Linked DNA regions of Homo sapiens: all the other regions are linked to region 1. A link is a loop called in an ENCODE intact Hi-C map of the cell type or tissue named here. Cell type or tissue: mammary epithelial cell. All regions are shown on one strand.

Region 1 (8,000 bases):
CAAAGCACATTAAGAAATCTGTGTCTTCTCATAGCCATTTTATACAACTTCTCTCAATACTTTACAAAGAAATAAAACCAATGTACTCTGCCTTTAACCTTTGTCTTACTATGTAAAGACTAGTGACACTATTAAGTGTGTCCACGTGTGTATGTACACTTGCTCTTGAGTCTTTTGAAATTTAATGTACTTTAATGTTGATTAAGGTTTTGATCCTTAAAACTCCAAGTGTGGATCTCTAAGGCATGATATAATCTCAATTTTACACAGCTTTGGACAAGGAAGAAGCTCTCACAAAGAAATTAGAAACTTTAGTGGGGCTTTCAGCTATCAAATTGGATACCTCTTCCTGGGCTCCTAATGTTCCTTTTTTCTCCATAGTGCTACTTTCAATAGCAACTGTTTCTTGCCTTTCCTCATTTTTGTGGTTATTTTTTGGGTTAATCATAGTAAGAAAAGAGATGAAAGTAGATCCTACAATAGAATATTTCTTTGTGTGGGTGATATTAAAGAGCTGATTTCTGATACCACAAATTTAGTTCCAATATAATCATCTAGACTCAGAGATGAAAACAATACTCTTTTCTGGGTCAGAGGTTTGTTGAGAGGGGAGAGAGTGTTAGAGAGTGAGGGTTCTGGCTCACGCTACAAGTTTTTTACCACAAGGAACAAAATTGTCTATCTAGTTTAAGGATGTTTATGAAAAGTCATGAATTACCTGTAAAGTATCTGTGAACCTGAAAGAGAGAGATCGTGTTTCTCATCTCCTTGCTTGTAATTCAGAGTATTCAGTCGTCTGTTGTGAAATGTTTTCTGAACTTGAAATCTCAGGATTCCTCATGCATAGAAAGAAGTGGCATAAAAATATACACACCTGATGTCACTTTAAGAATGGCCAGTGACATTTATGGTGTTGTTCTTGGAAGATAAACAAACTAAAAAGAATCAGCTTGGAAGATCTCTTGGTTTACTCTTTGCATAGCTTATTGGTCAAGATTTTGTTTGGCTGCATGTCATCTACACTTGAACTACAGTGGCTAACCAAACAGGTTGAATTTTCAGCCTTAGCCGGGAGTATGGAGGTAAGGATCCAGTGTCACTATTCAATAACATCATCAAAGAACCAGGACCCTTCTTTTATCTTGTTCTGTCATCTTTAATATATGGCTTTCATTCTCATGGGTTTAAGCTCTACTTCTAGGCATCATGTCCAAATTTCAGGCGAAGGACAAAAAGCAATAAACAAAAGGCACATATTAGATTACTCTGTCTCTTTTTAGTAATGATAATAATAATTTAAAAGCTTTCTAGAATCTTACCTGAGAGGGTTGCTTTTATACTTCTTTGGCCATAACTTGGTCACATGACCATACACACCTACCTGCAAGGAAGCTGGGGTAGGTATTTTAAAGTAGTGTTATAGTCACTCTAAATTTTGATTTTTGTTAGTAATGAAAAAGTAGAGAATAGTGATTGGATGGAAAGCCAAAAACAGATATGATTAATGCCAAAAAGAAGGAAGGAACATACCTTTTTTTTCCCCTTAAAAATGTTATACTTGATGTGTTATATAAGTTAAAGTGTTCCATCTTCCATGAAGTTTTTCTTTATCCTCACTGTTTAGTCTGTATTCTTGCAGCACGTTGTCCTTTACTTTAAATAGTATCATGGATCACACTGTACTCCAGTTAGTTGTTTACATGCCTGTTTTCCTTAGAGAGTCAACTCCTTGAGGATAGAGACCTAGTTTAATTTGCTTCTGTAATCTCATCACTTACCCCCATGTCTGGCAATCTTGTGAGAACAAAAAAGCCAATTGAATAAATAAGGACAAAGTAAGGTATGGGTAGCTCATGATCCCTAGGAAATGAATGGGCTCTGAGAATCTGGGGTCCATCTACTTGCCTCTTCCCCAGACTTCCTTGAATCCAGTCTTTCATTCTTTTTCCTCCTAAACCCTTGACCATTCTGAACCCCCTTCTCTCACCTGAACATCTCACCCCAAGATTCTGCACATACACTTACCTTGGGTCAGTTTTTTTCCTACACAAGTGGATGATCATCACTGCCTGAAATTCTGTCCTTTGGAAGGATAACCCCTCACCTTGAGTTGGGTTATAACATAGTAATAAGCCAGTTTTGGCTTGTACCACATATCAAGATGACTCATCGGTAAATAAAGTTCTGGTTTTTTTTTTTGTTTTTTTTTTTTGTTTTTTGCTCCTCCAAAATCTGGTAAAAGAGGTTCCCACCTGCAATGGGGCCAAGGTGTGAGCTGAGGAAGAGGCATGGGGGCAGCAGCTGTGGACACATGGAGTCTGGCTGTTTGCTCAAGCAGCTTGTTTGTACTTTCTGGCCCTGATTGTGCCTGATCTCTAGTGTTCCACTTCTGTCGTATGCTTTTCATTTGGTTCGTCTGAAAGAACAATGGCTTGCAGGCCAAATATGGATTATTTTTGTGAATAAAGTTTTATTGTAAGGTAGCCACATCCTTTGTAATAATAATTCAAGTAATTATTGTCTACTGCAGCTTTGACACTCCAACAGCAGAGGTGAGCAGTTGTGATAGCAATCCTAGGGCTCCCAAAGCCTAAAATATTTACCATCTGGCCTTTTACAAAGTAAGTTGGCTGGCCCTGGCTGAGGGAAACCTGGGATTTCAAGATTTTGGGCTGAATTAACTCATATATCCCCTTCCCAATTTTCAGAGTTCCACTCTTTCCTGATCAGAACCTTGACCTTGGCCCAGTAGACCTCTGAGGCTGGGAATTCAGCTTTCTCTGGAAAGCTTTCTCAGTCATTAGGTACTTGGCTTAATCCTAGCTTTTTCTACCCTATGGCTACAGGAGATGAGAATCTCTTTATTAAATGACAAAAAAATTCTGTCTTTTACATTTTTACATTGGTAACTAATCACCTTCAGCCTTTCATTGTCTTTCTCCAATGCACAGATGCATTGACATATTGATGCATTGATGGCCCTCAGGAACAGCCATCCAATTTCATAGTCTTTATAATTATTCTTTTTCATGAACATCTCAAATATTTGAGACATTTTAGCTGCCATTGCATTTCCTTCTCTCAATATCCCAATCCAGTTCACCACTCAAGGCTGGTTTCCAGGATTTACCTGGAGCTGCAGAGAGCCCATGCTTAGTTTAATGTTGTGCAGTTACCATCTTGAAATTTTTAATACTTTTATCTTTGAACTGTGTCTTGTAAGTAAAGTCTGATGGGACAATGGAGATATGCATGAATGGTGTGAAGAGATACTTGAATATGCATGCCCATCATTCTTTGCCATTCCATAAGCATAAAGAGTTTGTGATGTTCATAAATGAGAATTCTCCCAGCATACATAGGAGTTCAAGGAGTTGCAAAGCAAGTAAAATATAAGCATTTAAGTTTGCAACTGATAGGCCATAATTGCCATTTGAACCCAAATTGCTTCAAATGCAGAAAGAGGCAATGACAAAAACCTGAAAGACCAATGAATGCTACTATATATAATTTTGTACTTGTGTTATTTCCTTGTATTAGCCAACCACTTACTGCAAATGATAACAGAAGAAAAGAGAAAGATAGGACACAGATTTTCTTTCTAGTCCTTCCTTACTCATCACTAAGCCAAAGAAAGATGGTGTTGTAGAAGTGTGTGCATTAAGAAGTCAAATGAAAACAGTTGAGTTAGCTGTGTACAGTGTTTCCATTGTTCTGCTAAGAACGAAATGCATGTGCATGCATAAGCTAGGAAATATGATGCAGCCATAAAAAAGAACAAAAACATGTCCTTTGCAGCAATATAGATGCAGCTGGAAGCCCTTATCCTAAGTAAACTAACTCAGAACACCAAATATTGAATATTCTCTCTTACCAGTGGGAGCTAAGTCTTGAATTTCCATGGACATAAAGATGGGAACAATAGACAGGGGATTCCAAAAGGAGGGAGGGTGCAGGGGCTGAAAAATTTCCTATTGGTACTATGTTCACTATCTGAGTCACTACACAGGATGAATAGAAGCCCAAACCTCAATACCATGCAATAAGCCCTTGTAACCGCCTGCACAAGTACCCCCAAATCTAAAATAAAAATGGAAATTGAAAGAAAAAAAGGAAATACGAGTTGTGTAATTTCAGTGTGTTCTAGTCCATTTGGGCTGCTGTGGCAAAATACCATAGACTGTGTGTTTTGTAAATAACAGAACTTTATTTCTCACAGTTCTGGAGTCTGGGAAGTCTAAGGTCAAGATGCTATCAGATTCAGTGTTTGGGGAGGGCCCACTTTCTGGTCCATAGATGGTGCCTTCTCCCTGTGTCTTTATATAGTAGAAGGTACAAGGGGTTTTTCTTGGGCATCTTTCACTACTGTGAAGTTTTGCATAAATGGCAATCAGTATACTACTTACCACTGGTCTTCGTTACTGGCCAATTGGTGAGAGATCCAGCTTTGTAATCTCATTTTAGCCTCTAGGTCCCAGGAAAACAAATGGAAACTATCTTAGATTTGGTTACCCAGGGGGAAAGCTCTAAGAAGGAAATGTGCTCATAGGTGCACCTGGGTACGATCTTGCAGTTGTCTATGAAAGCCAAGGGAAGCATGAGGTCAGAAGGAGAAGTTGCACTGTAATGTGGGACAGGACTTTTGAATGATCGTATGTGGAGCTCTAGAGCTGGGATGGTCTTCAGAATTGTGCCAGTTGAGTCAAGGGAACAAGCCTACCCTCACTTTGATTAGTCATGGCTCGCAGGCTGTTCCCAGAGAGCAGATCATAACCTTTGGTAAGGTATTCTCCTTCAGCTGAGGACAATTCCTGGAGAAAGACTTAGTTGGCAGCAGTGACAACTAATACTTGCAGGAACTGGGGAATGAGGGCCTCTGTCCTGCAGGGGTCAAGGCAGTACAGCATCCACTGAACAAGGTCCACACAACAGCCAGAAACAGGTAGGCATCAACAGACTCCACAAGAACCAAAAGATTTCCTTTCAATCTTACAGTTTTTTAAAAATTCAGACAAAGTAGAGCAGAAAAGAAAAATGCTGCCATTACATACACCACACAAAAACTTCAGTGGTTTAACTGCTGTTATTACATTAGAGTCAGGCAAAATCAATTTTATTTAGTACAACACAACTACTACTCTTTTCCTTTAAAAAATTCACCCTCTTTTTTTTGTTCCAGGGGATCAGTCTCAAAGCCTGTTCCATGTACAGTCTTCACATCTGAAGAAATGTGGAAGCTAGCATACTTCTTTCTAAAAAATGTTAACCTTGTGGCTTTATTACAAGAGGAAATGAGTCAAACCTATCAACTTCATGATACTACAGTTAGGTGCCGTAATCCAAAAGTTACAAAACAGCCTGCAGGACATAATGCAGTTTTAGAGTGAAAAACTTAAAAATGCTTCCCTTATGATTGATGAGTTACAAATGGGATGGGCTGAGATAGCATGTGAACTTGTGCATGTGTGTGGGTATGTTAGTTGGGGGTAGAGTTGGGTTGAGGTTGGGGGGTGGTGGCGGCGCACCTTGCAAGTTTAAACTGGGCAAGCTCAAAGGAATCATGCTTGGCTTAGGTCCCATGGTACAAGTTTGTACTGGGCCATGAAAGACGATGCTTGGTCCTATGTGTGACACCTGGCATATAGGCTGAAAGAAAGGTGTGCCTTGTCAGGGATTTTCCCAGATGCTTTCTGGATTTCTTCACCATTATCAGCAGCTCCTTTTAAACACACAAAGCATGTGTACCATGCATTGCCAGGGCACTGTTCTGGGAGTAGCCTGCTAATTGTTCTTTCTCATTGGTATAATCCTGGTTGAAGGGAGAAATCGGCAAGAAATCAGGTTTTTCTCTCCACCCATCTCCACCCAATCAAGGACTCTATATTTTTGGTTTGAAAGAAAGTATCAGATGGTTTGGTCTTTGGACAGAGTACCCAAGATTATGGTGAGAGGAAGGCTCTATCTCTGTCCATATTGCCTAGGATAGTAGAGTCAGATGAAGAGTTCAAACTTACAAGGACATTGAAGAAAACTCAAAGCCCCAGCCTCAAATACAAGAGAGAGGCTGGACTACTCAGGTCTCTCTTTACCTTACTACTCCTACTCCAGCTTGGGATAGGGTTGGGGAGGGAGCTGCTGGAGAATGTTATTTAACCACTAGTTATAATCTTGTTAAAGGAACAGAATATCACTCGTTTTGGACCTCAGGCTGGCTGGTTTCATATAGTTAAGCACAGCATGAATTGGCATTAAATAAACTCAGAATGGAGGAAACATGTTTCACAAGGCAGGGAGAGATGTGGGTACATTACTGTTGGCGTTTTAAAAGACTAAACTTGGACTAAAGTCTTCTCATCGTGAGCAGAGCAGATTGTCACCAGGCCATCCCCAGCAAGACAGCACCACAGAAATTCACCCCCAGCTTCCCAATGCCTACATCTTCATTGCCACAGAAACAAAATCCTGACTCAAGAGATTAAAAATTTTTGTAAAAGCCTCATTGACAAGGCATTCAGCCACTGTGCTTTTACCTCATCAGATACCATCCCCTCTCACTTTCTAGTTTTTCCAGCACCTAGGAAACATAAAATTGTCATGGTATTCAAGATACTTTCTCTGCTCATAAAACAATAATCACATTGTAAACCCAAGAGTGCTGCAATAGAAGTCTTTCTGGTCCTTTATTAATGCTGCTGGTATTTGTCTAGCCTTTAAAAAGCTTTTGGCTCAACATCCTACTCATATTTTTGGGCTATGACTTGCTAGAGTTGTCAGGACAAGTAAAACATTTCCCTTTCAGCGTTCATTACAAGAAAAAAAATTCTATTGTATTTCTTAAAAGTGACTTGTGACTCATCTCCTTTTTTGGGATAGAGTTATAGCTTAAGGTTGTGCCGGTGGTGTACTTCCCTGTGGTGATAAGTAAAGCAAATGTTCGGAGGTGAGAGATACTGAATTTGGATATGAGTTTTATTTGTTCATTTGCCACACCTACAGGATGCTACAGAACTCTGCAGGAACATTTTAATGAATAAATCTTATGGGTTTTTAGTATAACTCTATAATTTAAGATTGACCTCTGAATTCCAGCTGAAATTTATATTGAGAGAAAGGAACAAAGTGCCCCATTAGTGCAGACTTATTTTGACAAACGTATTTTTATTTATTGTTTGAAAAATGAAAATAGCTTTATTGCTTCCTTATAGTTAGTAAGTAAATGTTTGACTTTAAAAAATTATTATAAGCAGGAAAAGAACCCAGTTATACATGCTATTGCAAATATTTCAGAAAAGACAGTGACACATAAGGAAGGAAACATAAATTATTTATAATTTTACCAACCAGTGATAATCAGCTTTAAGTGATAATCAGCACTGATTATAGGCTACATTGGTTTATAGCCTAACAGTCTATTTTTCTATGTATGCACACAGGTAGATTATATTTTGCCAAAATGAAATTGTACCATACGTGTTGGTTGGTGGCTTTAAAAAAAGATTCATCAATAGATGAACTGTATCATTCCTCACCTTTTTTAGTAAACAGAAAGAGTTGTAAATTGTATGACTCTTTAGACTGCTTGCTATGGCAGAAGTGGAAACATTTTCAGAACAAATGAATTGTGCATCATTTTGTTAGCAAATCGTTGGAAAGACTAGATAGGTCAGAGAAAGCGCAACTATTTCGCTTTGAACTTCTTGCACGATTATATTGAAGGAAATTCTCTGGGGACAAAAATTTTTTGACTGTCATAGAGCCAAACAAAATGGCTAAAAGTTGTTGAAAGCCCTCTCAGAATATCATGGTGCTGTGCATTCCCTGGGCCATCTTGGAAAAGAAGGAATATATTCTTTCATCAACATTAGCATGGAGCTTCTGTCAGAAGAGGCTGTGCAGCACATCTGTGAACCATTTCTTTGGACTACTAAAAGTATAACTCTAACTCCATGATATTATTTGCTCCCAGAACTTTTTCTTTCATTTTTTTTGTAGTTGTCTAT
Region 2 (8,000 bases), 96 kb before region 1:
ATCCTTTGTAGAAGTCCTTCCAGAATTTTTTCTCTGAGGCCTAATGATATGAACACTGTGGAAGTGCTCTTCTGGCCAATAATACCTCCCCTGTCTTCAGTGTTCTCTAGGAAGGCTGGTTATTTTTGTTCAAAAATAAATTTTGAGTTTTAAGCATCACATATCATGCATGGACTAAGAATTTGCTTGGGTGAGCAAGTCCCAGTACCAGAGGAAAGTGGGAAGATTCTTAAAGGGAGCTAGTTTTGAAAGAGGAAAAAGCCATAGACTGGCTGAGAGAAGCTGGGGAAGTAATCCAGGTAGGGGCAGTAATTTGGGCAAACCTTTGGAAGTAGGAGGGAGTTAGTCATGAGCTCGGGATGGTAAGCAGGTCCACTTAACTGCATTGAGAGTCTAGGACTGTAGGTCTTAATCCTGGCCATGTATCAGCATCATCTGAGAAGCTTTTTGTTTGTTTGTTTGTTTGTTTTTGTTTTTTGTTTTTTTTTTTAAAGATAGCTGCTTGTGCCAGGCATGGTGGCTCGTGCCTGTAATCTTAGCACTTTGGGAAGCTGAGGCCCGCAGATCACCTGAGGTCAGGAGTTCAAGATCAGCCTGGCCAACATGGTGAAACCCCGTCTTTACTAAAAATACAAAAATTAGCTGGGCACGGTGGCATGCGCCTGTAGTCCCAGCTACTCGGGAGGCTGAGGCAGAAGAATTGCTTGAACTCAGAAGGTGGAGGTTGCAGTGAGCTGAGATCATGCCACTACACTCCAGCCTGGGTGACAGAGTGAGACTCTTTCTCCAAAATAAATAAATAAATAAATAAATAAAGCTGCTTGAGTCTCACACTGGACCTATTAAATCAGACTCTCTGCAGATGGGCCTTGAGCCTTTGTGTTTTGTTTTGAAAATCTTCACAAGACATCTTGATGCCTAGGCATGTTTGAAAATCAACTTAGTGAGATATAAATTTTGTTGAGTAAAGAAAAGGGAGCCTGCAATCCATGTTTTGCATGACTCACAAAGCAAAAGAGGGCCAGATCAGGCTTTTGAGCAGGGAAGAGATAACCTCATGCAGTTTTGTAGATACCAAGATGATAAGACTGATTTAATATCAGAGAACCCAAAATCAGGTTAAATAACGTGTCCAAGTTCATGTAGCCAGTAAGCAGAAAGCTATGGCATAATTCCAAGTCTTTTGATTTCACTTCAGTGTTTGTACCATGGAGGCAGACCAGAGGAAAAGAAAAAAAAAAGATTTGATGGTAAGTAGGAGAAGGAGAGAGGTTAGAATACTATGAAAGATATCTCTAAATTGAGAGTCGTGGATAACAGGAGGGAAGAAAACTGAAAATTGAACACCTATCATGTGCCAGGGTATATCTCATTTAATCTTCCCAAGACCACAACAGGGTAATAGTGGCCCATATAAGGATGCTGAGGGTCAAGGTGGTTAATAGTTTGCCCAAGGCCACACAGACAGGAAGTGAAATTCGGACCTACACCTAGGTCTGCTGGCTCCAGAGCTCATGCTCTTCACTATTCTACTTGGTCCCTCATCGGAGAGCAGTGCTTCTTATCAAGGGCAATTTTGCCCCCAGGGACATTTGGCAATGTATGGAGACATTTTGGGTTGTCACAGTTTTGGGGAAGTTGGGGGCTGCTACTGGCATCTGGTGGGAGGGCCAGATATGCTGCTCAACCATGTGCACAGCAGCCACAAAGAATTATCCAGCTCAAAATGGCAGCACTGTTGAGGCTGAGAAACTCCAGCCCAGAAGGATGGTTGTAGCTCAGAAAGTTGGAAATGAAGGACATGTTGATGAGCAAGTTGATGAAAGGATTTCAAACATTCGTGTATTAGGTATTCAATTAAATCTAGCTGTGTCTCCTCTCTTTCTGCCTGAGTGTTACATGAGGCTGAGATGTTGCCCTATATGTTATAATCTAGTTACTGACTTTCTCATGCCTAACTGACTGCATCTTTACAAGAGCCCTCCTTCAAGACCCCAGATGGGTTTACTGCAAGAACGGCTCTTGTGCCAGTTTCTAACCACCTGTTAAGGTGAGGAAGCTTTAGTTCCCCCATTTCTTTCTCTTTTTTCTTTCGGTTTTATTATTATTTTTCTTTTTTTTTTTTATGACCCATTGAGTTCTTGGCAGATCTGTTAGACATTTTCTCCAAGTTTCTCTTTTGAGCCTTTTATCTGAGGGAGGTGGATCTTTGTTTACCCAGACCTGAGTAGAAATTACCAAGACCAGAGGCCACAATGAGGCAGCCATTTTTAGTCACTTTCCACCTGGGCTGAATTTGAGCCAGAAGATAAGAGACAAAATATATCCCATTATCAGCCCCCTAAGCCATCTACTCCCCCTGATTACTCCCACAGATATTCTTGTTTCAATGCCAGTAAGCCCAAATACTCTGTTTGTGGTGGCTTGGAGCCAAAATCCAGGTGTGATATTCCAAAGCATTCTTGTAGAGGAATTTTCAGCTGGTATTTTGTTTACCTGCATTTTTGGCCCATCTCAATCCCTTAGGAGCCAAAAGCTCACAGAACTGTAACATTTCTAACTCTTACCATACCTGTCTATAAAATATGCATGAATACAGACTTTACACAATGGATCTGTGGCCTTTGGTGACCTCTTCATTGCCTTTAACTTTCTTCACGAAATTCCAAGAGACTGTGGAAACACCTCCTATCTTGCTACTGCTCATTAGGAATCTAATACCCTCTCACAAAATGCTCTAGGGTTCTTGGCAAGGAAAAAGAAAGGCTGTAAAATCAAGATATGTTGTTCTTAGGATTACTTTATATATATATTTTTTGAACGCTCAGCTTAAGGCAAACCTGGAAGAAAAGCATAATAATTATACTAGTCATAAATGAATATTACCACCTTATCCATTCTAGAAGAAGATTTAAAAATAATCTAGGTTTGGATTTTGATGTGTTTGGTGTTGGGATCAGTCTTCCCCAATACCTTCCTCTTTACGAAAAGAAGCCATTGTGTTGTTCCTCTCACTTTGGGGCTAGGAGGTATCTGTTCTGGCTCACTCTGTGACTTTCTCCTTTGCTCACCTTGCAAATGTTCTAGGCCTTATCTCTGATGTCTGCCTTGGCCTCTGGGAATGCTGCACAGCACTGGCCATGGGTCAGTAGAGAGAGACTTATGGCAGAAGGCTTGCAGGCAACTTTTTCTCCTACTACCTTTATTGTTTTTCAATCTTGTTTCTGCATCTGTAAAATGCAGATAATGCTACCTGGCTTCTTTGCCCCATACATGAATCAGGAGGACTTTGTCTTATTCATTGTATCTAGAGCAATTCTTGGTGCCTAGGAGCCACATAATAAATATATGCTGAATGAATGAATAAACATCATGTAAAAGTCTCCAATTCTAAATGAATTTAAGGTACTTCTTTTTTGGAGAGTGCATTGCATTTTAAACTAGTCTGTTTTTAGTACATATAGATAAAATAAAAATTTTCAATGATATTTCTGCCCTGGCTTGCTTCCGGCCCTGGGCCATGCAACAATTGGAAAAACACAAGGAATGAGATTATCATAGATTTTTCCATGTAAGTAGTGAGGGGCCCTTCAGAGCATGCAGTATTTTTCCCTTGGCATGGTTTTAGTAGAAAATGCTTATTATTATTTATTATGTATTTCTTAAGGGAAAATGGTATAGAATCTTCATCTAGATTTTTCTGATTTTAAGATTTATATGAAGATGAGAACTAGATTAGGACTTAGGTTCTTACTGAGTCCACTGCACTTGTATTTCCTGCATATGTCAAAGCATGGATACCCGTGGCCTTGGCTTACAGCTCAGGAAGAGTGAAGAACGTACAGCCGATGCCTGCCTCCTGATTCATAAGCATGATGCACACACACACGTTATCAGGACAGTGGCAGCCCATTCAATGGCAAATCCTGGAAAAGTTAAACTTTAGTACTTGTGTATTTTGCTGATTCCCTGTTGCACTTCTGCTGAATCTTAGATAACTTGAGCCTGCATATGTTTTTGTTTAAATGACTCAGGGTAAGTTTCCTTCTTTGAACATCCCTATGATTAAAAATTCAGGCTGGGCACGGTGGCTCACGCCTGTATTCCCAGCACTTTGGGAGGTTGAGGTGGGTGTATCACCTGAGGTGAGGGGTTCCAGACAAGTCTGGCCAACATGGTGAAACCCTGTCTCTGCTAAAAATACAAAAATTAGGTGGGAGTGGTGGTGGGTGCCTGTAATCCCAGCTACTCAGAGGGCTGAGGCATGAAAATCGCTTGAACCTGGGAGGCGGAAGTTGCAGTGAGCCAAGATCGTGCCACTGAACTCCATCCTGGGTGACAGAGCAAGACTCCGTCTCAAGAGAAAAAAAAATAAAAAAAGAAATCGAATGTTATGATATCTTCTGCCATTGGTAATCTGCCTGATCCTTTAAATAAAAACCTCAGGGACACATGAGACTTAGAATTTTTAGAGTTGAGATTTGTTAAAAGATATTTTAGATTTTTTTAAAGAGGCAATGAGGTGCATTTACTATGTAACACTCTCATCTGGGCCTGGACCAGCAGACATAGTCAATAATTAGAAATTCAGGTCAGATTTTGCCACCAAATGAGTTCAAATCAAGTTAGGTTTTGCCACCAAGTGAGTTTAGAAAACAAACAAACAAGTTTTGGTTTTTAGAAACTTTCAGATGTTTGAATTTTGGAAAAGAGACTGCAGACAGGTATTTCAAAACCTCAGTTATTGATTCACTGTATTTTTAAAAGTTCCACTAATAGAGAAACTTAATTTTATTGACAGCCTTGTAGAGAGAGGTAAGCATCTTGCCTTGAGGTACTTTTTTTCTTCACAGAAAGCCTACGGGCGTTTCTGCTCACAGTCATGTGAAAATCAGCTTAATGTATTTCTTGTTGCAGGCTGTTAAAATGGCTTGAATTCCACTAGAGGGCAGTTGGGCCTTATCTCAGTGGACTTTATGGTTACCAGATCTGGTTCTGTCATAATTGGGTAATTTTTGTCACTGACCCCTGTTGGGGCCAAAAAAAAAAAAAAAACCTCCCCGTTGCCCTCTGGAGGCTCACTGAAAATCACCGGGAAAAGGCAGATTAATAGAAGAGAAGGCGTAAAAATTCATTTGATCATAGTTTTAAGTGACATGGGAGCCTTCAAAAGGAAGACTCAAAGATACAGGAGAAAACTGTCCATTTTTGTGTTTAGGTTCAACAAAGTACAGATAGTTGTGTAGAAATGCGATTGGACAAAACAGGTATGATCTAATGCTAACAGACTGAATGGTGAAGCCCAGTAAGGCTTGTTCATCTAGATTCTTCTTGACATCTCTGAGCATGCATTTCTTTCTTCTGTGTATGTGGCAGGGCTCTTTCTGGAATGGGGATCTTATGACCTACAGTCAAATAGGGTAAGTCAGATAATTTATCTATGGCCAGTTTTTACACAGGAAAGTGGGGGAAAACCTGGAGTGGTTTTTAGGTTTTATGGCTGGCTTTGGAGAAAAGGGGTTCTGGCTTCTATGACCTGCCTTGGGGAAGGGGGATTCTAGTTTCTGTGGCTAGCCTCCAAGGAAAATGAGGGGCCAGAGGCAGGAGGGAAGGAAAAAGTCAGAGAGAGCTGCTTCTAAGGCTTTCATGTTGGAGTATTGTTTTCTGAGCCCCATACACCACCACTCATTTCTGTTTCTACTCAGCAGCTGTCTGTCCCACTTGACATCACCTCACATACATCTAGAGGTCAGTGATTTCTGTGCTTACATTTCCAGCCTATGAGGCTGTTCTGAGCTCCTATTCAGAATCTCTAGTTAGCTGTTTGAAAGACCGTTTAGTCTATTGAGGATTGACCTCATGAGCGCCATTGCTTGCCCTCCACCGCATTTCTTGTCTTCCAGTGCTCCATGACTCAGCAAAAGTCAACACCATCCATTTGGTCATGCGAGCCTAGGAATGTAGGCTTCATCCTCGACATTCCCCTTTCCTGCATAATTCCTCATCAAATTCCCTCTACTTTACTTACCAAATATACCCCCATGGTCTGTCTACTTTCCTACATCTCTACCCCTAGCTACCACCTTCTTTTGCCTGGCTATTAGACACCTAACTGGTCTCCTAGCTCTACGCATGCCTCTCTGCCTTCTTCCAAATTTCTCTCTTATTCTCTCTTTCCCCTACTGCCAAGTCTCTAGACTTTTTGATTAATCTCAATTTTTATCTCCACATTTATATATCCCTATCCATTATGAAATATTGTTTTTTTTTAAAAGCATGTGAAAGACCAGTGCACTGAAAACTCAGTTTTCTAAGAGGGTAGTGGTTCATGATATATGTAAGTAGTCCTCACATTGTGTGAGTCCTACATGCATGAATTTAGGTTATTATGAGTTATTTACATAACACCATTTCCCTAATACCAGCCTTCCAACAATAAGTTTCAAATTTTGGATCAATTTCTTAGTAATTTTCTTAGGTATGACTTCCCCTTGGAGATCTGGACAAAAATAAAAAGTGAGCACATGTACATAGATAGCTGTAAGATGCAGAGGGGGTACTAGAAAAAAACACACATCTAATTGGCTGATGGTTTCCTCTGGGAGGGGAGTGGAAATAGGGGTATAAAGAGTTGTTTATCTTTTATTTTTATCTATTCAAACATCTGTACGGTTTGAATCTAAAACAAAAATGTAACCAGGCATTACTTATTAAAGAAAATAGGAAAGAAAGGAGTAAGAATGATAGATTATAAGTGATTTTTAAATCTTTTAACAAATGTCCTCCTGAATTGTTCCAATAATTATTTTTAAGATACTGGAAAGACTCAATCTCCCTAAATATCTCCTTTATATCAATTCCAACACCAGAAATTTGTCATTCATTCAGTGAATATTTTACTGAAGGTGTCTTGCAAACAAAACTCCATGCTAAAATTCCTTTCTTTCTGTCTTTCATAATTCCTTATTAAAATGCAGATACCTCCTCTTCATTCTCCGTGGCTAAGGTGTGAAAACCATCTTCAATAAACACCTTTAGAGATTCTGGCAACTAAGAAAAAAAGGGAGCCTGTTTGTGTTCCTCTATCCATCCATTTATGTAGCCATTATTGAGTATTTCCAGTCACTATGACAAGCTGAGTGAATCTGATGAGCAAGGCAAATTAAAATCTTCTAATTTACCAAACAAAAACAGTAGAAAGAAAAAAATTAAAAAAAGATAATTGCATTTCATAGCTTCATATATACACGCATTAACTTAAAAAAAAAACTGAGAAACGAGAAAAACCACTGAGAAGGCATGGGGCTGGGGGCCACTACACAAGGTAAGGCAGTCAGTGTAAACATCCTACTAAGACTCATAAAGAGAAGAATAACATTTAGCTCAAAATCATTTAAGTTGCTATAATGTCCCCTTCCTCTGTGTCCAACCTGAGTACTCTTTAATAAAGTCTACTTTGCACACATATACCCATATATGGCCCCTCTGGAAAAAAAAAAGAAAAGAAAACAAATGGGATTATGTCTTTGTTATTTGTTAACTTGCTCTTCTCCTTAATTAGATGTAGAAGATTTTCCAAAATGAGTAAAAAGTCTACCTCATTCTTTTTGATGTTGCCTCAGTGTTGCATCATATGGATGCACTATTATTTATTTACCATTTCTTTATTAATGGACATTTGCTTTCTCAATTTTTTTCAATAACAAACCATGCTTTATTGAATCTTCTACTTTTGTGCACATATTGAGTTTTTTTCCCATATGGATTCTTCAAAATGGAATTACTAGATCAAAGAGTATGCACATTTCAAGTTTGGATAGACAATGTCAAATTGAATCAATTTATACTATGAGTGTCCTTTCTACTTGTCAAGATGTAACATTTCAATAATTGTTTAAATTAAATGATGTCCGATAGATGAAAAATATTTTATTGTTTTGGTTTGCATTTCCCTGATATATAGTATAGGTGAAATTCTTTTTATGTGTTTAGTGGAGATT
Region 3 (8,000 bases), 170 kb after region 1:
ACACTCTTCACTGCAATCTCACCTTCATAGACTCAAGGAATCCTCGTACCTCATCCTCCTGAGTAGCTGGAACTACAGGCATGCTTCACCATGCATGCCTATTTCTTAATTTTTTTTGGTAGAGATGAGGTCTTATCATGTTCAGCCCAGGCTGGTCTCAAACTCCTGGGCTCAAGCAATCCTCACACCTTGGCCTCCCACGGTGCTAGGATTACAGGCATGAGCCACCACACCCAGCCTCTTCATTTTCTTATAAGAAACACCACTCCTATTGGATTGGCCACCTCCCTCCACCCCATGACCTCATTTAACTTTAATTATCTCCCTGAAGACCCTACCTCCAAATGCAGTCCCATTGGGGGTTAGGACCTCAACATAAGAGCTGGGGGTGGGTTGGGGGAGACAAAATTCAGTGTCTAACAAGAAGGTTGGGAAGGCCCCTCTGTCGAGGTGGCATCTGAAGTTTAAGGTGGAACCTGACATGTGAAGAACCAGAAAAAGAGAAACACAGGCAGAGGGAACCCATGGACCAGAGGCAACTTTAAGTACTGGATTTTTGGGTTATCAGGAAAAAAAAAAAACAAAAACAGTAAGTCAGTCCAGTATTTCTAGCCTGATCAGAGGTGAGACTTTAATGTCAGACCTATCCTCTTCAGATTTCTACTCAAAAACCGCTCCACTAGCATTTGAAAGTGGCATTCAGACAAGATCAGAAAGAATACAAAGAGACTAATTACTAGCAGGTTGGAATTGTAGCTTTACTTCCAATCCAAAACTAACACTTCTCACTGAAACCGGTTTGCTTAAAAGCTGCCTATGCGAAGGATGAATTCTTGAGAAGTCTCATCAAGTATTTAGTGGATATATGCCTGCTCCATTGATGGTGATTTGAAAACATTATCCAATTATACTATGAAGAAAACATTTCTCAGAATGTTCTAAAGGTCACATTGGCTGATGTACAAGGAGATTCTTACTCTAAGTCTTTCTTTCTAAGTCAACTGAAAAGTATTTGACATCACGTGTCGGCAAAGTCCTCTTAGGGGTTGCCAGTTGCTTTCTGCGGCAGCTTTCCGCTGTTTACCCAAGCAACAAGACCGGCAGATTATGGTTTGAGACATGCTCCAAGGCAGGAGTGGGGAATGTGAAACATTGAAATCCTTCCACGTGTATTCAACCACACCCCGTTTTCATTACCTCCAAGCAGGGAGGTGAACAGAGAACTACTACATAGAACAATAGGCATGATTTGTGCTTGATTCACTCTTTCCCACCTCAGACAGTGTAATTATCACATGCATCAGAGAGCCGTAGACAAGCACTTTCCCAGTTCAGGTGCAAGAAACCGTCCCTTTTATAACAGGCCTTTAGGGACTGAAGTCTTAGCCTAATCTGTTTAGTACTTTTGTGTAAACATCCTTTGTAGCAATCATCTGACCAAGAATTATATTTGTAAAAATTATATTAAATCTCTTTATTGTGCATAGTTTGAGAAAAAGAAATAAAAAAATACTATATGTTCTATTACCAACGGATGGGTTATATTCTTGTCTGATGGATTGTGTATGTCACACTCCTTTGGTAAACAGTATCGTTGGTTGGTTTCCTCAAGTAATGGCCAAGGAAAACTAAAATTTAACTTTCTTTACATTGCATTCAATGCTGATTGTACTTCTATAAATGTAAAATAGGGCCGGTCACGGTGGTTCATGCCTGTAATCCCAACTCTTTGGGAGGCTGAGGAGGGCCGATCACCTGAGTTCAGGAGTTTGAGACCAGACTGACCAACATGGTGAAACCCTGTTTCTACTAAAAATACAAAAGTAGCCAGGCATGGTGGTGCATGCCTATAATCCCAGCTACTCAGGAGGCTGAGGCAGGAGAATCACTTGAACCCGGGAGGTGGAGGTTGCAAAGAGCCAAGATCACGCCATTGCACTGCACCATGGGCAACAAGAGTGAAACAGGAAAGGAAAGGAAAGGAAAGGAAAGGAAAGGAAAGGAAAGGAAAGGAAAGGAAAGGAAAGGAAAGGAAAGGGGAAAGGAAAGGAAAGGAAAGGAAAGGAAAGGAAAGGAAAGGAAAGGAAAGGAAAGGAAAGGAAAGGAAGAAGAGAAAGGAGAGAAACAGAGAAAGAAAGAAAGGAAAGAAAGGAAAAGAAAAGAAATAAAAGAAAAGAAAGAAACTAGGTATGTTGCTCATCTAGTGCTCCATGATTTAACTTGTACTTGTGGTTTAATTTGCCTTTAACTGGCAAAATTGAAAGAAACTTTTAAAAAAATCTCTGAAAATCTATTTGATTATAGCTTTTACAATTATAGCAAAGAAATAATCTTATATTTTCCTTCATATGATGTGTAAAAATGTCTACTTACACATGAACATAAACTTTTAAAATATGAGTATGTATGTTAAAATAATATGTATGTTTATTTCCACTCAGCTTCTTTTTAATGAACTGTAATTTTCTATTAAAATCCTTAAGAATCATTTAAGTAATAGTGAGGCAGTTTACCTTACAACTACCACTGTGGAATAATAGATTTTAAATGACGATTATTTAGTTGAAATATCCACTTGCTGTAAATGTTTTCAACAAACCTGTATATTCTTCTTGGCTTTCTCCAAGGACTCATTTTGGGATCTTTTTCTGCTTTTGGTTTGTACTAATAATCTTTTTTCTTACAAATAATTCCAAGTTTACTTTAATACAGATGGTATTTGTCCATAGCCAAAAACCCTTTCCAAAATGCGCCCTAGCTCAATAAACTAGTTTAAAAAGCATCTTCAATAAAAATAAACATCAAAACAGAGATTAACAGGAATCAAAACCCCTAAGATCATCATGACTGGCTGCTTTCACTTCACTAGTTCTAGTTTTCTTCTTCTTTATTGTGGAATACAAATGCTGTAAGAAATAGAAAATTGATTGCATGACCATATACATGATTTAATGGTACATGGTAACTTGAACGACTGCCACCTATATTGTATTAAAAACAAGATATTGCACATGTCTCTAAACTATGCCAGATAAAAATAATGACTGAGTTTAATACGGTTTAGATTACCAAGTATGGGATAGCTTACGCTGAAACCCTAGTCAGTAGGTTGAATAGAGAAGAAAAATTATTTTTCTGAATTCAGAATTTGTCTTTAGATTTTATATTGGCATAAAGTTATGTTTTAAATGCTATCATTAATGCTTACTATTTGGCAAGGACTGAACTAGATATCAGTGATATAATAGTGAACAAAAAATATATAGATTCTACAACCATTAATTAAAATAAACATTGGAAAACAGTTTAATTTATATTCATCTTTTATCAACTACATGGTCACTGAATTGGAAGATTTGTCACTTGATAAGGAAGATTGTTATTAGAATTTAAGAAAATAAAGAGCAGATTTTATTTCAGGAATAATGTGCTAAAGTAACCATGTTAGGTTGTTCTGAACATGTACTGCCACCCAATGGAGATGTGTCCAAATGACACCAGTCATTTGGAGGTTTGGAGACTGCACATTCTTTTGGGGGAATACACCTGTGGCAAATCATTCAGCATAGCTGAGTTTTGTCCAGATTGAGCTGGATTGCCCTAGGTGAGGGGGAGGAGAAGGGAAGCTTCAGCTAAAAGCATTTTCTTCTCTAATCCCAGCAAAAAAGAAAGGCTCATTCAAAATCTGATCTGAGGTGATTATAGTGAAAAAGTAAAATTGCCTGTGAATAGCTCATATTTCAAATAATGCTACCATCTAATAGACTATCAACGTGCTAACGATAACTTTTCCACATAACATAGAAATTGCAGTGTGAGGAATTGAGTTTGGGAGAAACCACTGGAGTAGACCACAGTTTTTCTGGTCTGCAGGTCTCTAAATTTCAGCCCGAATCCTTATTTATGGAGAGTAATTTGTAAGGTTCTGGACTGCTCCAAAGGAGGGATAGACTAGAGGGTTCCTCGAGATTCCTTCCTCCCTAATTATTGCACTGTCAGTGTCATTGTTCAAACCTCTGACAAAAATATTTTATACAGAATAATGTAATTCACCTCCAAAGTTCTTAAAATCACTGGTATGTTAGATGCAAGTGAGGTTGTCTATAGCCAAAAAAGACGTTGAAATGGCCCAGACTTTTTCACATTTTTCTTGACCCAGACCCTGAGATAGCCAGCATATTGTCCCATGGCAAGTTTTGAAATAAGAAGGTGCCCCAATATCAAAGACTTTCTTTGTTTAAGAAATCTAGCATTCAGGAACAGTTAATTTCCAGTGTAATGAAAACGTGTTACAAAGGCTCTTTATGTTCCAAAGACCACTTCTGCTTTTCACATAGGCAAAATTTACAGAGGGTTTAGGACAATTGTAGGGCACCCTAGCACATAGGAATCAGTGGAACTTTAGCTGTTAAGAAGGCCTAATTTTAGTAATATCCTCCTGAAATGCTGAAAATTTGTCTAAGGCAGCAATCGCCTTACTGAATCGATCATTTGATAATCCTAACACTCAGGGCTTTAAAGGGAATAATTATCTAGTAATACATCATATAACAATTCAAGTTACATTATGAAATGTGACAAGAGAGATTAAACTGGTTTAATGAAAAACAACATGGTAAAATTTTTGTATATATTTTCTAAACAAGTGATTTAAAGCCATGCTTTGTGTAGGCTTTGCAGAGTATTTCCATGTATTGAGTGTCAGAAATGATAAGCATCATTTAGTCACTCAACAAACACCTATTGCATACTTACCCTATTCTCTGTGTTGATGCCTTGCATGTACTTTGTATATAAACATAAATAAAAAGAGAATTTCTGCCCAGTGTGGGAGAAGCACTGCTATGGCTTGATCAGCATGCTCTGACTTGAGGTGTAGGACAGAAGTTAGTTCAAAATATGAATTCCATCTTACTGGATGGAGGAGTGATGGGGCATTATATCAGCTGATCATCAAGTGAACTAATACACTGTGGCTGTAACAAGAAACCAGTCTTTTCCATTGAAAAATAAGTATTAAATTTTTAACAAAAATTGTGTCAGGGACAGCATCTTTTAGCCAGAATAAAGTTTGTGCAATCAAGTCAGATTATTTTAATTATAATACTCTACTAAAATATTATAAATGTTGCACTATGAAAGATACATAGTGATATTCTAATGACAAATTAAACACATGGGAATGCAATTGCTCGCTGAATCCTCAATGATAAGTTTGTCTCAAAGGAAGTTGCTAGAGGGCTACAGGGGAATGGAGACACTAATCAAGATAAGGGCTCTTCTGTCTCTCTTGCAATTTACTGGGATTGAGAATCGCTGAAGAAGGGCATGTAAATCTCAACTCTCCTTTTGACTTGCCTGAATCACAAAAGGATCTATCCCATTTCCTATTTGTCTTATTCTTGGCCAAATTCTCCAAGTGCAGAAGTCACTTCTGTCTCTCTTAATTCTTACAAGCTCCTTAGGGTACCAGTTAGCAAAGTAGCTCTTACATTAATAGCTCTCAAATGACCTGGGAGTTGAAAACCTTCCAAAATTGCCCAACTAACTCCCAAGCAGTAATTTATGAATAGGAAGTCACTGGTTTTGATCTATAGATCAGAAGATGAGTGGACTAATAAATATCTTCATAAACTGTTCATATTTTAGATCTTTATTTTCAGGGCTAAGGTTAACTTCAATTTGCCTCATTTTATTCCATTATCCCTAACTTTATCATCCTTCATGAATAACATCAACCACACATCCACTGTTTGCAGAACTCTAAGTCTTCCTTCTAGTTTTCTAATCCCTTTTAAGGGAGACATTTTGTTTTCTTTTGACATAATTTATATCTGTTCCTCTCCACTCCAGTAGACTGAGAAAACAATGTGTTCTGTGGGGGAGAAATATTTAATGTGAAAAGTTTCTATTCTGTGACCTCATCTGGACTTTGTAATTAAGACTGTATACAATAAAACTTGATTATTTTAGAGGATTAAAAGGAATGATGCTTAGAATTAATTCATTTATGATAAACCAGTGCTTTATGAATGAACAAAAACACAACTAATTAATGAAGGTATAGAAGTGGTTCAAAAACCATGTCATATTTGATGTGGCTCTTAGTAATATAACAAAAACAGATATTTTCAGTATCTGAGATTTCTCCAGAGCCACCCTCCTTCTCCACTTCCCACAGGCCTACTCACAGAAATCATCTTGCTCTTTATTTCGATTTTGAGGCTTTTCCTGTGTCTTTAAGACCATGCAATGTTTCTTGTTTATCTGTTCCTTCCTGTGGTCATTGCCCAATGACACCAGGTCCAGCCAACTTTCATCCACAAGGGTCTAGATTTGCCCACAGCTATGTCTCCCAACTGTCCCTGGTTTCTGTTCTCAGTTCTGTTCTCTGTGTCCTCAGCTGCAGCTTGTTCCTGGAACTGTTCCCAGTTTTAGGAACTAGCCAGGAGAAGCTGACCCACAAGACAGAGACTTCCCCAACTTTCTCCAGCTGTCTCTGGACCTGTGGGGCTGTTGTGGTAGGCAGCAGGGGCATGTCAATCCCCAGCAATGTTCTTTCACTCTCATATAGGTGTTGGCCTCTTTATTCTTTACAATTACCCAGTGAAGTAGGTAATCTTTTTATAGGAAAGGAAACTGAGGTTTCCAGAGGTTAAATCACATGTCCGCAGTGGCACAGCTAGTGAGAGTCAGAGCCAGGATTTTTACTCATATATGCCTGACTCCAGCAATCATGCTACTAATCAATCACTATAGGCCACTGCATCCTAGCCACCCGAACATTGAAACAGTAGCCATGACATTCAGGATTCCCAGCTAAGACAAGTGAAATGCAATCAAAATGACTATCCCATTATATTTTATTTATTTGAAATTTAAAGCCTCTTGAGTTTAACATATAAAAGTACAGTTGAGTAGTTATATGCCAGGTACTGGTTCAAGTACTTTACACGTATTTTCTCGTTTAAGTCTCACAATCATCGTATAAAAAAGGTAGGCACTGGTATTCTTTGCATTGAAAAAACTTGAAAACAGAGGTACAGCATTGGGTTTAAATAATTCACCCCAATTTAGAGATCTGGGAAGAGCTGAGAGTTGAACTAGGTATCTCTTATCCACTGTACTTTACTGGTTTTGATAGAATTTCACTGCTTCCCTTATAAGTGCTTTCTATGAATAGGCATTATGCAGTGTTATTTATGCATTACGTGTAAGTCTTTGCATGTTCCCTGAGAGGTAGTACTATTATCCACTTTTGACAGCTGAAGAAATCAAGCATAAGAAACTTTCAGTAATACCTGGGTAGAACGGAGTAGAACTAGGATTTGAACCTAGATCTGACTGATTTCAAAGTTAATGTTTATAGAAAAATACAAAAAAATAAACAATGGCTCCCAGATAACTTTGAAAATGACTAGAGAGGGGATTTTTTTAAACAAAAACTTCCTCCATTTCTCTGGCAAGCTCATTCATCCTACATTTTGCTTGAGGTCTCTACATTACTTCTGTTCATGAGTAGCATTCTTTGGAAGATACAGTATTTGAATCATAAAAAAATATTTATTGGACTGGATTCTGCCAATTGGTCATAGTTAAATAGTTGTGGCATTAGCATTTTATTTTTACCTTCTATTTGAGGGATTAAATTATCCACTTTAATGTTTTGACTCTTAATTGCACATAGGTTGACTGTCACAGGCAGACCATTAAAATGTCTGTCACCCACCACCTACTCCATCTTCCTGGAGTCCAGAAAGCTTTCTATTGTGACTAGCTTCCAATCACCTGAGGCTATCTAATAGCTCTGGCTAATGCAATTCTCCTGGCTTTTCTGGAAGTGCCACCAGCTCATTTTCTGGTGTTATTAGAGTGGTCTCACATGGTCATTGACCTGATATGCCCCCCGGTCATCTTGTTACAACCTTCTCAGTTTCAAACTCTGCCTTGAAGAATATTTGTAAATATGTAAAATTTGAATCTCCACACTTGGAAGTGGC

What was found. Peaks named below come from ENCODE experiments on the same cell type or tissue, not always from the same donor. Only the 100,000 strongest peaks of a DNase experiment are listed, where the experiment ranks them.
Region 2: it touches region 1 in a loop (6-fold over the local background); 3 of 110 quality-filtered maps call a loop at or near these places.
Region 3: it touches region 1 in a loop (6-fold over the local background); 4 of 110 quality-filtered maps call a loop at or near these places.

The regions. Positions count from the first base shown.
Region 1 is chr5:53,332,131-53,340,130 of GRCh38, reverse strand. No RefSeq gene overlaps it. Among named protein-coding and RNA genes, the nearest start is that of FST, 140 kb to the left of the region's middle. RefSeq lists a cis regulatory region at 2,990 and an enhancer at 2,906-3,075. In mammary epithelial cell, a CTCF peak has its summit at 4,880; DNase peaks (open chromatin) are centred at 5,520 and 6,710; H3K27ac peaks cover 7,347 bases.
Region 2 is chr5:53,427,785-53,435,784 of GRCh38, reverse strand. No RefSeq gene overlaps it. Among named protein-coding and RNA genes, the nearest start is that of FST, 49 kb to the left of the region's middle. In mammary epithelial cell, a CTCF peak has its summit at 4,946 (motif pointing right); a DNase peak (open chromatin) is centred at 4,964; H3K27ac peaks cover 775 bases.
Region 3 is chr5:53,166,412-53,174,411 of GRCh38, reverse strand. No RefSeq gene overlaps it. Among named protein-coding and RNA genes, the nearest start is that of MOCS2-DT, 61 kb to the right of the region's middle. In mammary epithelial cell, a CTCF peak has its summit at 3,475; a DNase peak (open chromatin) is centred at 3,491; H3K27ac peaks cover 723 bases.